3 separate regions of the Homo sapiens genome follow, and regions 2 and 3 are each linked to region 1. The links are chromatin loops, found by intact Hi-C in ENCODE. Cell type or tissue: lower leg skin. All regions are shown on one strand. Region 1 has its middle 150 kb from the start of NAV3. Region 2 overlaps E2F7 (E2F transcription factor 7). Region 3 overlaps LOC105369853 (a long non-coding RNA gene).

Region 1 (5,000 bases):
ATTCTTATACATGCACACATAGTGTGTCCAAATAATGAAATAATACTCCTAATAAAAACAAGGTATCAGATCTCAGGCAATAAAATGTGCCAGGCTACTTTCTGTTTTATAAATGGTTATCTTTCATACAAAAGGAGAGAATGCTGCACAACAGCCACTCACAGTTTTCCGGGCTGATAGTATAAAAGAAGTAGTAAACTAGATAGACCAGGGATAAGACATTAGAAAATGTTAGTAAGAAAAATCAAACCTTGTAAACAGGGAGAAATATGCATATGGTAATACTTGCAGGAAATTACAGATTTAGTTAATATAACTTGCCCAGAAGCTAATGGGATAGTGAAGATGTAAAGATTGTTATGGAAAAAAGACCCCACCGAGAGGCAGCATTGAGTCATGGACATGCACACATGTTTAGGCTTGTTTTGTTTTTTTAAAAAATTCTTCTACAACTCTGTTTGCATATTACAATACAAATTTTAATTAGAAAAAAGAAACTATTAATTTAAAGCTTCCTCAGAGCTTTGATTTGGAAAGGTGTTAAAATAGAGAAACAGGCAGTGGTGTATGTTAAGACCTCGTACTGTAAAGTCAGATGAACCTAGGTAAACTCGTGGCTTCACTCACCATATGCTTATGATCTGAATAAGTTACTTCGGCCATTTGTGCTCAGTTCCCTCATCTATAAATGGGCATAATAATGAAATGAAATAATACATGAAAAGTACTGAGCACCTATGGATGCTGTGTGTCATGGATGCATCATTGATTGAGGCTTAAAATATCCTGACAAATCGAAGTCTGATAAGTCAAATATTACATATATAGGAAAAGTATAAAACAATTTTTTAAACAGAGCCAAACTACGAAACCAACTTTAGAACAAAGCCTCTGTTTTTAAAAAAAAAAAAAAAAAAAAAAAGAAAGAAAGAAAGAAAAGAAAAGAAAAAATCCGGTGGGGCACGGTGGCTCACGTCTGTAATCCTAGCATTCTGGGAGGCTGATGCAAGCAGATCACCTGAGGTCAGGAGTTCAAGACCGGCCTGGTCAACATGGTGAAACCCCGTCTCTACCAAAAATACGAAAACTAGCCAGGTGTGGTGGCCTAGGCCTGTAATCCCAGCTACTCAAGAGGCTGAGGCAGGAGAATTGCTTAAACCCAGGAGGCAGTGGTTGCAGTGAACTGAGATTGCAAAATACATACATACATACATAAATCCATCCCTTAATAATCACTATATCTAGGCTCTGAATATATCAGGACAGTTAAAATCAGGCATGATGGGAGAGGAGGAATTCCACATCTAGAGAGTCAAATCCATCCATTTTATTCCAGTAAAACATCAGCTTTCAAAAACTAGACACTTCTGTTGACAATGTTAAAGAGACACTACTATACTGGCTAAGAATAGCTCTGTGCCTACAGCATATGCATTCAATGCTTTGTCAAAATTTCTAAACACTCTAAATGGCAACGGCATAGTGAGGCAAAATGTATTCATTGTGTTTAAATTTTTCTATTTATAAATTATCATATGTAAGCACAACATTGAAAGCTGTTAATGGAACCCATTAGGCTTAGACACTACACAGGGTAGTTTAATAAATACTAAAACTAATTATTTTTAATGAGGTTTGAAATGGGTTGGCAATGACCTGACAAACAGCCATTCTTACAGTTCTCTGAGGCTTGCTGGGTGGAGATGAGAATCTTCCGGGCTATTCATTTCAAGAAGCTCTTGAAAACGGGAAAATTGGTAATTAGATATGAAAGATAAAAGTGGATAGGAAGCAAAAAGATATAAATGGAATATAAAACCAATGGTGTGCGTGTGGGTATGTGTGTGTGTGTGTGTGTGTGTGTGTGTGTGTGCATGTGTATGCGTTGGGAGTATCTTAAAGATTTGAGCTGGAGAATCTGTCATTGAAGACAGTGAATGAACAAAGAGAGAAATGAAGTTCAGAGTTCTTCACCATGATATGATGCCATTGGAAATGTCGATCAGCAGATGGCGCACATGTCAGGAAACTTGTTTCACTGCACAAAAGAATTGCTCCAAGGCGCTTAGCAAATTTCGTGGCATGTTACACACCGCTTACAGGAAGCCTGGTTAAAAGATTTATGCATATTTATCTGTTTGATTTTTTTCAATAACCCATTCATAAAAATATTTTTCTATGAGAACATAGGAACAATAGTAGGTTTCATGTAAGTACTCAAAGCAACTCATTAAAAGTTTCAGCTTCAGAATCTTAAAAAGGAAGAATGAAATTAGAGGAGCAATCTGACATTAAGATATAGTATAAACATAAAATAATCACGACAGTGTGACATTGGTATTAGGATACATGAATAGACCAATGGAACAGGTTACACAGTCCGTAATGATTCTGACGAAGGTGTCAGCAACAGGGAATTCAATAGTGAAAGGAAAATTTTTTCAAAATATTTTGCTGGGTTAAATATATATCTGTATGGAAAAAAACGGAACCATGATTTATACCTCAGGCCATATGCAAAAATTTAACTCAGGGTAGATTACAGACCTTGGCCAAAATATAAAGTTCAGTGAAGAAAACATAAAAAGAATATCTTGGCAATGAGTTATATAAGATTTTTAGAACAAAAAAAAGGAATCATCAGAAAAAAATTATAATAAATCTGACTTCTTCAAATGTAGTAATTCTGCTCATTAAAACACATCATTAAGAAAATTAAAAGTAGGCTGGGCATGGTGGCTTATGCCTGTAATCCTAGCAATTTGAGGGGCTGAGGCATGAGAATCTCTTGAGGCCAGGAGTTCAAGAACTGCCTGGGCAACACAGTAAGACCCTGTCTCTATAAAAAAATAAAAAAGATAGGAGGTTCACTTGAGCCCAGGATTTGGACACTGCTTGCCACTGGACTCTAGCCTGGACAAGAGAGTAAAACACTGTCAAAAAACAAGAAAGAAAGAGAGAGAGACAGAGAGAAATGAAGAAAGAGGCAAGCCCCACAAACTGAGAAAATATTTATAATACATAAATCATACTTGTATCCATATTATCTAAATAACAACAATAAATAATAATAATAGTTAAAAATGGGCAAAAGACTTGGGCAAACCCTTCAGAAGAGTATATGTGAATGCCAATAAACACATAAAAACATGCTTAACATAGTCATCAGGAAAATGCAGATTAAATCCACAATAAGATTATCACTTCACACTCATTAGAATGGCTAAAATTAAACAGTAATAATGCCTAATGCAGGTCTGAATGCAGATCACTGGGATCACTCAGATATTGCTAGTGGGAGTGTAAAATTGTTCAACATCTGTAGAAAATCATTAAGCAGTTTCTTTTAAAATTATACTTACCTTATGACCCAGCAATTCTACTCCTACATATTTACTGAAAAGAAATAATAAAACATATGTCCCCCAAAATATTATACACAAATGTATGGAGTAACTTTATTCATAATAATCTAAAACTGAAAAAAACTCAAATGTCCATCAGCAGGAGGGGGATATACAACTGTAACATATGCATACAATGGAACAATATTCAAGAAATAAAAAGAAATGAATTTCTGATGCACAGTAAACAAAAGAATCTCAAAAACATTATGCTTAGCAGACTAAGCCAGACATAAAAGCACACCTACTGTGTAACCCATTTTTGCAATGTTTAAGAACAAATAATAATTAAAAATATTGTTTAAAATAATATTGTTAAAATGCCCATATTACCCAAAGCGATCTACAGATTCAGTGCAATCTCTATCAAAATTCCAATGACATTTTTCACGGAAATATAAAAACCAATCCTAAAATTCATACGGAATCACAAAAGATCCCAAATAGCTGAAGCAATCCTAAGCAAAAAGATCAAAGCTGGAGCCATCATATTACCTGACTACCAGTTTTCAAAATCTACTACAGAGCTTGAGTAATCAAAACAGCATGGTACTGGCAAAAAAAAACACATACAAAGACCAATGGAACAAAGTACGGTATCCAGAGATAAAACTATACATTTATGATCAATTAATTTTTGAAAGATGCCAAGAATACTCAATGGAAAAAGACAGTATCTTTAATAAATGGTGCTTGGAAAACTAGAAAACCACATGCAAAAGAATGAAATTAGACCCTCACCTTATACCATACAAAAATATCAACTCAAACTGGATTAAAGAACTCAAATATAAGATCTGAAACTATAAAATTATTGGAAGAAAACATAGAAGAAAAGCTCTATGACATTGGTCTTGACAATATTTTTTGGATATCACCCCAAAAGCACAGGCAACAAAAGCAAAATTACACAAATGGGATTATATCAAACTAAAAGCCTCAGTATAGCAATTGAAACAATCAGCAAAGTAAAGAGACAATCTGCAAAATGGAAGAATATATTTGCAGGTCATAGACTTGATAACAGATTAACATCCAAAATATATTATATAAATAGAAACTCAAACACCTCAACAGCAACAAAACAAATAATACAATTAAAAAAATGTGTGAAGGACCTGAGTACACAGTTTTCCAAATAAGACATACAAATGGCCAACAGACATTTGAAAAAAATACTCAGTATCACTAATGATTAGGAAATTGCAAATCTAAACCACAGTGAAGTATCACTTCACTACTATTAGAATGACTATTATCAAAAAAGGCAAATGATAACAAGTACTGGCAAGAATGTGGAGAAAAGAGAACCTTTGCACATGGTTGGTGTGAATGTACATTAGTACAGCCTCTATGGAAACAGTATATAGGTTCCTCAAAAAACTAAAAATAGAACTACTATATGATCCAGCATTTCTATTACTGGATATATACCCAAAGGAAATGAAATCAGTATGTGGAAGAGATATCTGTCCTCCCATGTCCATTGCAGCATTATTCCTAAAAACCAAGATATGGAATCAACCTAAGTATCCATCAACATATAAACAAATAAAGAAAATGTAATACCTATACACAATGGGATACTATTTAGCC
Region 2 (5,000 bases), 630 kb after region 1:
TGAGAACTCATCTACCTTTGTAATTATATGACACACTATTGACTGGAAAGGAATACTACAGAAAGAGCAGAATCTTTCTGTTTTTGAATATTGAATTATCGAATTCTCATATTGAATTTTTGAAACTTTTTTAGGGGAAAGATACGTTTTAATTACTTGTTAGTTCCAAAGGTGGATTCTATATACTTAGTCCTTTTTTACAATGGGCCCATCGTTAGTCTTTTCTTAGAATTATTTAAGACAGTCTACATCAACGGGTGGTCTGGAGGCAGATGGTATTCCACAAACTATCACCAGGGTGCAAAAAATTAAGAACGGAACTTGAGAGTTAAGCACTTAAAAACCTCAGTAGTCTAGATGTGGTGGCTCATGCCTGTAATCCTAGCACTTTGAGAGGCCAAGATGGGATGATTACTTGAAGCCAGGAGTTTGAGATGAACCTTGGTAACATAGTGAGACCCCGATCTCTACAAAAAATTAAAAAAGGCCAGGCCTGGTGTCTCATGCCTGTAATTCTAGCACTTTGGGAGGCTGAGGCAGGAGAATCACTTGAAGCCAGAAGTTCAAGACCAGCCTGGGCAACATGGCAAGACCCCGTCTCCACACAAAATTTTAAAAATTAGCTGGGTGCAGTGGTGTGCACACCACTGTAGTATGCACACCACTGGAAATCCCAGCACTTTGGGAGGCTGAGGTGGGAAGATCACTTGAACCCAGGAGTTTGAGGCTGCAGTTAGCTGTGATCATGCCACTGCCCTCCAGCCTGGGTTACAGAGTGAGACCCTATCTCCAAAAAATAAAATATAAGTATTTGGGTGTAGTGGTGCATGTCTGTGGTCCCAGCTACTTGGGAGGCTAAGGCGAGAAGATTGCACGTGCCCAGGAGTTTGAGGCTATAGTGAATTATGATCACACCACTGTACTCAGGCTGGGCAACAGAGTGAGACCCTATCTTTTAAAAAAAAAAAAAAAGTAAGAAAAATAAACCTCAGTAGCAATTCAGTATTGCCACCATATCTAAGCTTATGATTAGTGGTCTCTTCTTGTTGAAGAAGCTGTGGGTCAGTTTGAGTGACAAACTCAAATGGCAAATCACATCTGGTGGGAGTTGTGTTGCACATTAGTCCTGTGAAGTAAGGTCACATATCAGTTTGCAGGAGTTTGGAAATCTAAAAAAACGAGTCCTTTACCATGGGTAGTTTGAGATGCACTGCTCTGGAGAATGACGTTAGAGAGCTCTCTAGGTTGGCTTAAAATGTGGGATTTTGTTGGATGCTCTTCCATTAACTGGTCCTGCTACTAAGTGCTGTATTAGCACTGGTGCACATTGAACTACAGAAGCATTGTTGCTCTTCACTAGTCAATGCAAACTTGTAAGTAGTGTTTTAAAAAAGGTGACACTTAGAAACAATATGGACTCAACCCACATTGGCCCTCATAGTCCTCATCTGTTATAAACATGCAACAGTAACAGATACGTTGTGATTTCTTTTACAGAGATACCATGAAAGATAGGTGTAAAAGGAGTAGCAGAGTATAATCTACTTCTCATTGGAGCCACTCTTCTATTCCCATGACTACTTTTCGTTAGTCCTATCCTGATACTTTTCAGCCCTAAACATATGGTCCTATTTGTATTTTCAAGTCTTAGTGAATGGTGGGAACAAAGTATACTCTTAGCTGATACCTGCCCTTTCTCATTCTTGCTAAAAGTTTCTTTTTTAAAATAGGAAAATATATTTGTTGATCGATCAAGGATGGCCCCGAAGACTCCAATAAAAAATGAACCAATTGATTTATCGAAGCAAAAAAAATTTACTCCAGAAAGAAATCCCATTACTCCAGTTAAGTTTGTTGACAGACAGCAAGCGGAACCATGGACACCCACAGCTAACCTGAAGATGCTCATTAGTGCTGCCAGCCCAGATATAAGGGACCGGGAGAAGAAAAAGGGACTATTCCGACCCATTGAAAACAAGGACGATGCATTTACAGATTCTCTACAGGTAAACAGACTGTGCTCCTCAGGGATTTTTTAGAACTTAAACAATTTTACTTGATTATTAAAAAATCATAGAACTGTCAACTTTTCAGCTCCTATTGAGCCAAAAGCAGTGGCAAACTGAATATCTTTTGATTTGTAGTAGAATTCTCATTCTATCTTATTTTTCATAATGAATGCTTTCTTTTCTGTATGATACTCCCTGGACCAGGGCTCATTTAAAAATGATAAATTATTTTAAAGTAATGATATTTAATCATTTTTATTTAATGAAGGAATTTGGATTCTTTAAATGCTGCTGTGAATTTTAATTTTGCCCAGATTTTAGGGATAATGTTAATGTAAATATTTTTGATTTAGGAAATTCCATTATTCTTATATATGTTCAGTTGGTTAGTTTGGGGCTTTATTGAAGTTAAGCCATCTTTAAATTACCTGTTCTGTGGGGAACCAGTGCTGTTGAATAAGCAGCATGTCTATACTTCGTTAAAAAAAAAAAAAAAGGTAATTATTTTCACTTCCCATCAAGCTTTTTCTCAGACTTCCTAAGAAAAGTTTTGCAGATTTCAGTATTCTTAACCATTTTTCTCTTTTTGGCGGATTTTTCAAGCTATAAAAATTGCCAAAATGAAGAAATTGGGAAGAGAGAAAAAAGATGTCTCGAATTACAACTTGAAATTCATAGAACAGAATGAATTTAATCTGTTATATATCTTGCAGTGGTAGAGTAGCGGTAGTAGTAAGAGATTCTTTCATGTAACTAAATACAAATCACACAGTAGTTCCTATGTGCTTGAAGCCAGAGGAATTTCACAATTCCTTTTTTTAAGTCTGGGCTGTTCTTTGGCTTCCTTTCCGTCTTATGTTTGATGTGGATCACACAAGGAGCTGGTCTAAGGCCTTAGGTTCAAATCACTAGCTGGGTGAGTTGGGGATATCACTCAGGATCTCTGCATCTCAATTTACTCACCTGTAAAATGAGGGTCGTGGTACCTGTCCTGGTTTTATTGGGGTTCTAAAAACTAAATAAGATTAAATGTGCCTTTTGTTGTCAAAGGCATGTAAGTATTAGATTTTTTGTAATTTTTTTGACAAAAATATAGCAAAGTGAAAATCAGCCAATGGGAATCGTTAGTGACCTCTTTCGCAAGGTAACATTGTTGATCTCTTACTTTGGCAGAACTAGTTGTTTAACACGCCCCTAAAACAATTAAAATTTTGGTTTTCTACCCAGGCTTTATAGAGAGATTTTAGCGATCAGTCACTAGAAAGGTTCACCACCTGTAGGAAGTAAATGCCTAAAATTTCGGTGGATTTAAAACAGACTTTCTTTTAAAATCTAGGGCTTTAATATCTTTCAGCAGTGTTTCACAATTTTTGGTATACAGGTGTTATACATCTTTTGTCAGATTTATCTCTAGGTTTCCAAATTTTTTGATGCTATTGCAAATTGTATTTTTTTTTTAGTTTCAATTTCCCATAGTTTGTTTCTAGTATATACAAATACAATTGATTTTTTTGTGTGTGTGTATTGATCTTGTATCCAGAAAACTTACTATACTGATGCTTTTAATGTCTGATTTATTAGATCAAAGTCAAGTGTTTTAAGTAGTTTTTTTTTTTCTTTCTAACTTTTAAGTTCAGTGGGTACATGTGCAGGTTTGTTACATGGGTAAGTTGCATTTTGCGAGTGTTTGGTGTACAGATAATTTGGTCACCCAGGTAATCAGCATAATACCCAATAGGTAGTTTTTCAATTCTCACCCTCCTCTCACCCTCTACCCTCAAGTAGGCCCTGGTGTCTATTGTTCCCTTCTTACTGTCTTGGGGTACTCAGTGTTAAAACAGACTTTTTTATACCTTTTTAAAACTAGTCTTTATTACCTTTTGATAGACTATTTGATCATGTAAAATACACTTATCCTTTGCAGTACCTTTAACACCATGAATCTACCTCTCAGCCCAAAAATGGATGCGATGTAATTAATTTACATTTCTCTCCCCAACAGAATAACCATTCTTCTGAATTTGTATTTATAGTCTTAGAGGACTTGCTTTTGTCAATCAACATACATCCTTTAGGTTCATTTGTGTTTTCGCATGTAGCTGTAGTTCTTTCATGGCTGTATGATATTCCATTGCATGACTACACCACAATTTATTCATTCTCCTGTTTATAGCCATTTGGGTTGTTTGCAGTTTAGGGCTAATACAGACTATGCTATGATATTCGTTCTTGTTTATGTCTGCTGGTGTACATATACAAGTTTGCCTTGGGCAGTGGTTCTCAAAAGGTCATCTGGGGACCTCAGTGTCCACAGACAGTCTTTCAGAGAGTCAGGAGGTCAAAACTGTTTTTCATAATTATACAAAGACCTTTGCCATTTGAACTCCCATTCTCTCCCAAGTGTACACTGGAGTCTTCCAGGAAGTACACAATGTGGATATTGCAACAGACTGACTACAAAAGGCAAGCACAAGAATCAGTTCTCTTCTATTAATCCAGAAACTAAAGAGATTTGAAAAATAATATATAAAATGCCCCTTTCTCACAAAACATTTTAACTGCCTCAATTTTAATTTCTAACATGCTAACTATCAATAGATAACCCACATAAACAAAAAGCCCTGTGGAGTCCTCAGTAGTTTTTAAGAACATAAAGGGGTCCTTGGAGCAAAAAGTTTGAGAACTACTGTTTTGGGTACATACCTACTAGTATAGGTGCTACGTCATTAGATATACAGATGTTCACAAGATAATGCCAAATTGCTTTCCAAAGTACTATTTGCCTCCCCCCAGAAATATATAAACTTTTAGTCACCCATATCCTCTCTGACACTTGAAATTGTCAAATTTAGTAATTTCTGCTAATCTCATGTCTATACAGTATGTATCTTTTTGTGATATACATTTGCTTTTCTTTGATTACTCATGAGATTAAGCTTCTTTCCACATGTTTACTGGCCACCATGTTTTTTGCTCCTCTGTGAAATGCCT
Region 3 (5,000 bases), 530 kb after region 1:
ATTAAGTCTGCAGGATCATCAGTGGCAGATCAGACAGAGCCTTTATGCTGAGTTGAAGAATTTGGACTTTATATGGAGGTAAGGGGAAAACCACTTTAAGCATGGAATGACATAACAGTTTTGTGGGTTTAAAAAAAAAGTCTCTGTAACTTCAATGTAGAGATTCCAAGGTGGGGAGGAGAAAAGCAGGTTGAAAACGAAGTGAACATAATCTATTCAAATAGTCTTCCGTGAATACTTGAAAGCCACCATTGAGCTAGATTTCTGCCCAAATCACACAGTGCATTGCTTTAAATGAGCTTAAACCTTACTTATAAACTTCACTCACATTTTTAATACTCACATGAATTTAATCACATAAAGTTATATTGTATAACTTACTTCATGTACTTTGAAATATGTTTTTCACTGAGCCAGCATTGCGTATATTGCTTAGCTCAGGAAAATATGTCAATCCTTATGTCCCTCAAAACTGCCATTAACACGCATGGCATCAGATTTTTTCTAGGTGATGTAAAATTAAATCATGATTCTTTGCAATGTATTCTAATCAGCTATTCCATTAACTGTTTTCAAATGGTAATCAACTCAGTTCCAAATGAACAGTTACATATTCAGCTTGCTCCATGAATTCTATGAATGCATTTACCATTACAAGTTATAATTATATTACTTTCAGAAGTCATTTACAGCAATTGAACAAACTAAGAAAAATTCTAAGATTCTTATGTGACAGAGTAATTAAACAATATGAAATGCAAGGCTCTACTTTATATTATAAAATTTAGTTATGATGTTATATTTTCAGAGAAATGATTTTTTGGAGCAAATAAGTATTGTTCAGTTAAGGCTTCATAACTTTAAATCACAGACCACCAAGTAAAATTATTAGACAATATACTATATTGTGTTACGTATGAAATTAAATATATACCTAACAGAAAGGAATCATCTCCTTTTTATTGGAGTGGTAGGTGGTAATCTCTGCAGCAAAAAGATTGTCTGGGAAAAAGTAACTAATATCTCAGCGAACTTGCTATGTGCCCATTCCCTGTGCTAAGGACTTTACATATTTTGACCTATGTCATCAATTTAATCCTGAATATGTGATAGAAGAACCTATATTACTCTAAGCAGAATTCTTTAATTTCTAATAGTTAGCTCACTTACAAAACAGGCTACAGTGTTATTTTAAGTATTCTTTGTTGTATAACACACTACTCCCAAAATTCAGGAGCTTAAAATAACAACAAACATGTATTATCTCTCATGGTTCTGTGTGTTGACTAGACATTTCGGCTTCTGTGCTGATGACTGGGGCAATGAGCTAGCTGGAAGGTCTACAGTGCTCTCACTTATATAGTAGGCACTACTGTTGGCTGCTGGTAGGGAGCTCAGTTGGATGTGTTGGCAAGAGGTCTTGGTTCTTCTACTCTATAGAGGCCATTGTACGTTGTTACTTAAATTCTCACAGCACAGCAATTTGGTTCCAAGAAAGAGCATTGTAATAGTGAGTATTTCAACAGTATTAACCCAACATGCAAACACTTACTGTGGTAAGCAGAATAAAATAAAATAAAGGCCCCCCCAAAGACATCTATGCTCTAAAACTTCCAAACTTATGAATATGTTACCTTAAATAGCAAAAGGCACTTTGCAATGTGATTAAGTTAAGGCGAGGCGGGGAGAGTGTCTGGGATTATCCAGGTGGACCCAATAATGCAATCAAAAAAATATTTTATAAGAGGGAGGTAGAAGTAAGACATTTGTCCACGTTATGCTGCTGATTTTGAAAATGAAAGTGGAAGAAAGGGCCACAAGCCAAGGAATACAGGCATTCTCTAGAGGCTAAACAAGACAATGAAATTCTCCCCTACAGCCTCCAGAAAGAATGCAGCCCTGCTGACACCTTGATTTTAGCCCAATGACACTTCTGATCTACAGAACTATAAATTAATGCTTTTATTTTGTTTTGAGCCAGTAAGTTTGTGTGATTTGTTAAAACAGAAATAGGAAACTAACACATTTGTAAAGTCTTGGTTTTTATCCCATTTGTTAATATTGTTAATATCCCATTTGTTAATACTGCATGGCTAAAGCCTAGAGTCATTGAACTGAATTCACAAAGCCATGGTTTATCATAATAGTCTACAGCAAAGTAATAATGCAATATAAGCATCATTTCCCTCAAAACATTTCCCATGTTTTAGTTTTCTACTGCTACTGTAACAAAATACCCAAATTTAGTGACTTAAAACAACACAAATTTATTATCACAGTTTCTGTAGGGTATCCATCTAACATGAGTACTAGCAGGCTGAAATCAAGATGTTGGCAGGGCTACATTCTTTACTGGGGGTACTGAGGGAAAATTTAATCCAAGCTAATTCATGTTGTTGGCTGAATTCAGTTCTGTGGGGATGTAAGACTGAGGTCCCTGTTTCCTTGCGGGCCCTCAATCAGTGGCCATCATTAGCTCTGGAGGCTTCTCTCCAGTCCTCACATGTGACCCCTTAGATCTCAAAATCAGAAAGAGTGCATCAAATACTTGTCACTCTCTGAATTCTCTGACCCTTCTTTCCACTACATCTTCCTCCATCTGGAGAACATTCTCTGCTTTTAAAAATTATGTGATTAAATTGAGTCCCCCCCGATAATCTCTCCATTTTAATACCACACCTTAATTACCTCTGCAAAGCTCTTTTTGCCATGTAATGTAACATATTCATAAGTTGCAGGGATTTGGTACAGACATCCTTGGGGAACATTATTCTTCCTTCCATAGTTCTCCAAAACCAGAATCTTCATGCCAATCAGAGGTTTAAAGTACAGCACCAATCTGCTCTGTACCCTGCGTATGAACAAACCCTCAAAGGCACAATTAGCACAGATAAACTCATCATCATTCTGCTGTTCACTGACTCCATCAGCATCTCCAGAAGACAATTTATTTGAGATGTTACTCCTCCAAAATTAGTCACAGTTGGCTATTTCATAACCAGCTCTGCTCTGTTGTTAAAGGGCAAGGCTTTTCAAAAGAGCAACAATGCTGTTTTTGCAATAAACACACAAATTGCCTTTCTTGACCATGAAGGACAACAACAGGAAGATTAATTGATTGAAAATGATCTCGTGACATCTTATGGTGGACAATGTGCCTGCAGTGACGAGTGCATCTTCACATCCCTCTTTACTCTCCAAAGATTTTGGACTTACTGTTCAACATTCAGAATCTCCTGGTATCTTCTTCATTGGAAAATGCAATGTAATTAGAGCATTTGGAGTGAATTGTGATTATCCTATGTTACAAACACGAGAAGTGTTTCTTATAGATACAGAGACTAACACAAATAGGTAAGTAGCAGCCGCAACTATATGTTTTTTAAAATCCAACTGCTTTGATTCATTCCAAAAAATTAATTTTTAAAATATTGTATTAGAGATTCAAGAACAAGTTTGAAAAAACAATACTGTAGCAACAAAGTTAAGGAATAATGTGATATTCAAAGTTAGTGAGGAGAATTTCATTTTTTAATTGATATATAATATTTGCACATATTTATAGGGTACCTGTGATATTTTGTTAAATGCACAGAATATGTATTGATCAAGTCAGGGTATTTAGAATGTCCATCACCTCAAGCATTTATCATTTCTATGTGTTGGGAACATTTCAAGTCCTCTCAGCTAGCTGTTTTGAAATATACAATACATTATTCTTCACTGTAGTTACCCTAGTCTATCCAAAATTAGAACTTTATCTAACTGCATGTTTGTGCCCATTAACCAACCTTTCTTGATCCCTTCTCCCTCCCCCATACACTGTTGCCAGTCTCTAGTAAGTATCATTCTACTTCCATAGTTATTCAACCAAGAGAGAAAATTATGTGAAGGAGCTGGTAGAAGGTAGGGTACTTTGCAATTGCTGAAGCCTTCTTGCCAGTGATGCATCTTTAAATTCTGTTCCTCCAGGGAAAATTTCAGGGTGCCCCCTCCTACCACCCCCAACAACAGATACAGCTTGGGAAAAACTAAAGCTGCCTGGGAAGATGTAAGTTTAGAAGCTTTTGTTCTAACTTTACACATTGAGGTGGAAGGGAGCCTCCTTCTGGTCAATCACATAGAAGCGAATTTTGTTTTTCACTGAAAGTTCTACTTTGCCTACTTTATTGCTGGACTTGCAACCAGCTTCTCTTACTAAAAAAAAAAAATTCTGCAGTAATCATGTAAGAACAAAGGGGGGAAAAATCACTCTAAACTACGACAGCAGAAATATGCCCAGACATATACATACTTCAAAGCAAAGGAAGTTCTGTACTGTTTCAATTACTAATCATTTAACACAACAAATTCCAAAGAAAACACAACCTACATATTGAATATATTCTTTAGTTATGGGAAGATTTAGGACAAACTCTGTAAGCTAAATAACTTGAAAGTGAACTTTTTGTATGACCTTTTCTTTAAAATATTTATTATTTTAATGTAGTCTACATGTAGACTCCTAATATTTATTTATAATAAATGTACTATAGGAGCATAAATCCTGATTTATTTATTTTAATTTACAAATACATCAATCTGATTAATGGAGTCATTTTTCTGTCCTGTCACATTAAATTACATCCATAGTCAAACACCTAAAGTAAATTATAGGCTTATTCAGGGAACATCCTGTCAAGAAACTATTTGGCACACTGTAAACAGCCAATAAATATTGAAAATAGTAAACATGTATTCTATCAAGGCATATATAGTGTAGATTTTCACATACTTGTAAATTCTTCAGTTGAAACGTTAACAGTCCAGTTTGTCCCTCATCCAATACACTTGAGAGTTTCTTCTCCTTCCATTAATTGAAATGCATTCTGGAGAGAGAAGCTGATTAATATTAATCAAGCTTACTATGAAAGCAAAGCCATGCTATTGCCATATGATAATTTTAGAATCAAGAATCAATGCATTCCTTGTTTCCTCAATTCATGCTGACATTTAATTTT

Evidence for each region. Hi-C counts contacts between places; a loop is a spot of excess contacts. Peaks named below come from ENCODE experiments on the same cell type or tissue, not always from the same donor. Only the 100,000 strongest peaks of a DNase experiment are listed, where the experiment ranks them.
Region 2: a loop joins it to region 1, with 4 times the contacts of the local background. A loop is called at or near these places in 44 of 110 quality-filtered maps.
Region 3: it touches region 1 in a loop (5-fold over the local background); 63 of 110 quality-filtered maps call a loop at or near these places.

The regions. Positions count from the first base shown.
Region 1 is chr12:77,682,347-77,687,346 of GRCh38, reverse strand. It overlaps a transcript of NAV3 not described here. Among named protein-coding and RNA genes, the nearest start is that of NAV3, 150 kb to the left of the region's middle. In lower leg skin, no CTCF peak of the experiment used is centred here; a DNase peak (open chromatin) is centred at 2,024.
Region 2 is chr12:77,052,861-77,057,860 of GRCh38, reverse strand. It overlaps E2F7 (E2F transcription factor 7), which reads left to right. Exons shown (of 13, transcript NM_203394.3): 3 at 1,731-2,006. Among named protein-coding and RNA genes, the nearest start is that of E2F7, 10 kb to the left of the region's middle. In lower leg skin, no CTCF peak of the experiment used is centred here; no DNase peak of the experiment used is centred here.
Region 3 is chr12:77,151,889-77,156,888 of GRCh38, reverse strand. LOC105369853 (a long non-coding RNA gene) reads right to left here. Exons shown (of 5, transcript XR_945118.2): 5 at 4,785-4,868. Among named protein-coding and RNA genes, the nearest start is that of E2F7, 89 kb to the right of the region's middle. In lower leg skin, no CTCF peak of the experiment used is centred here; no DNase peak of the experiment used is centred here.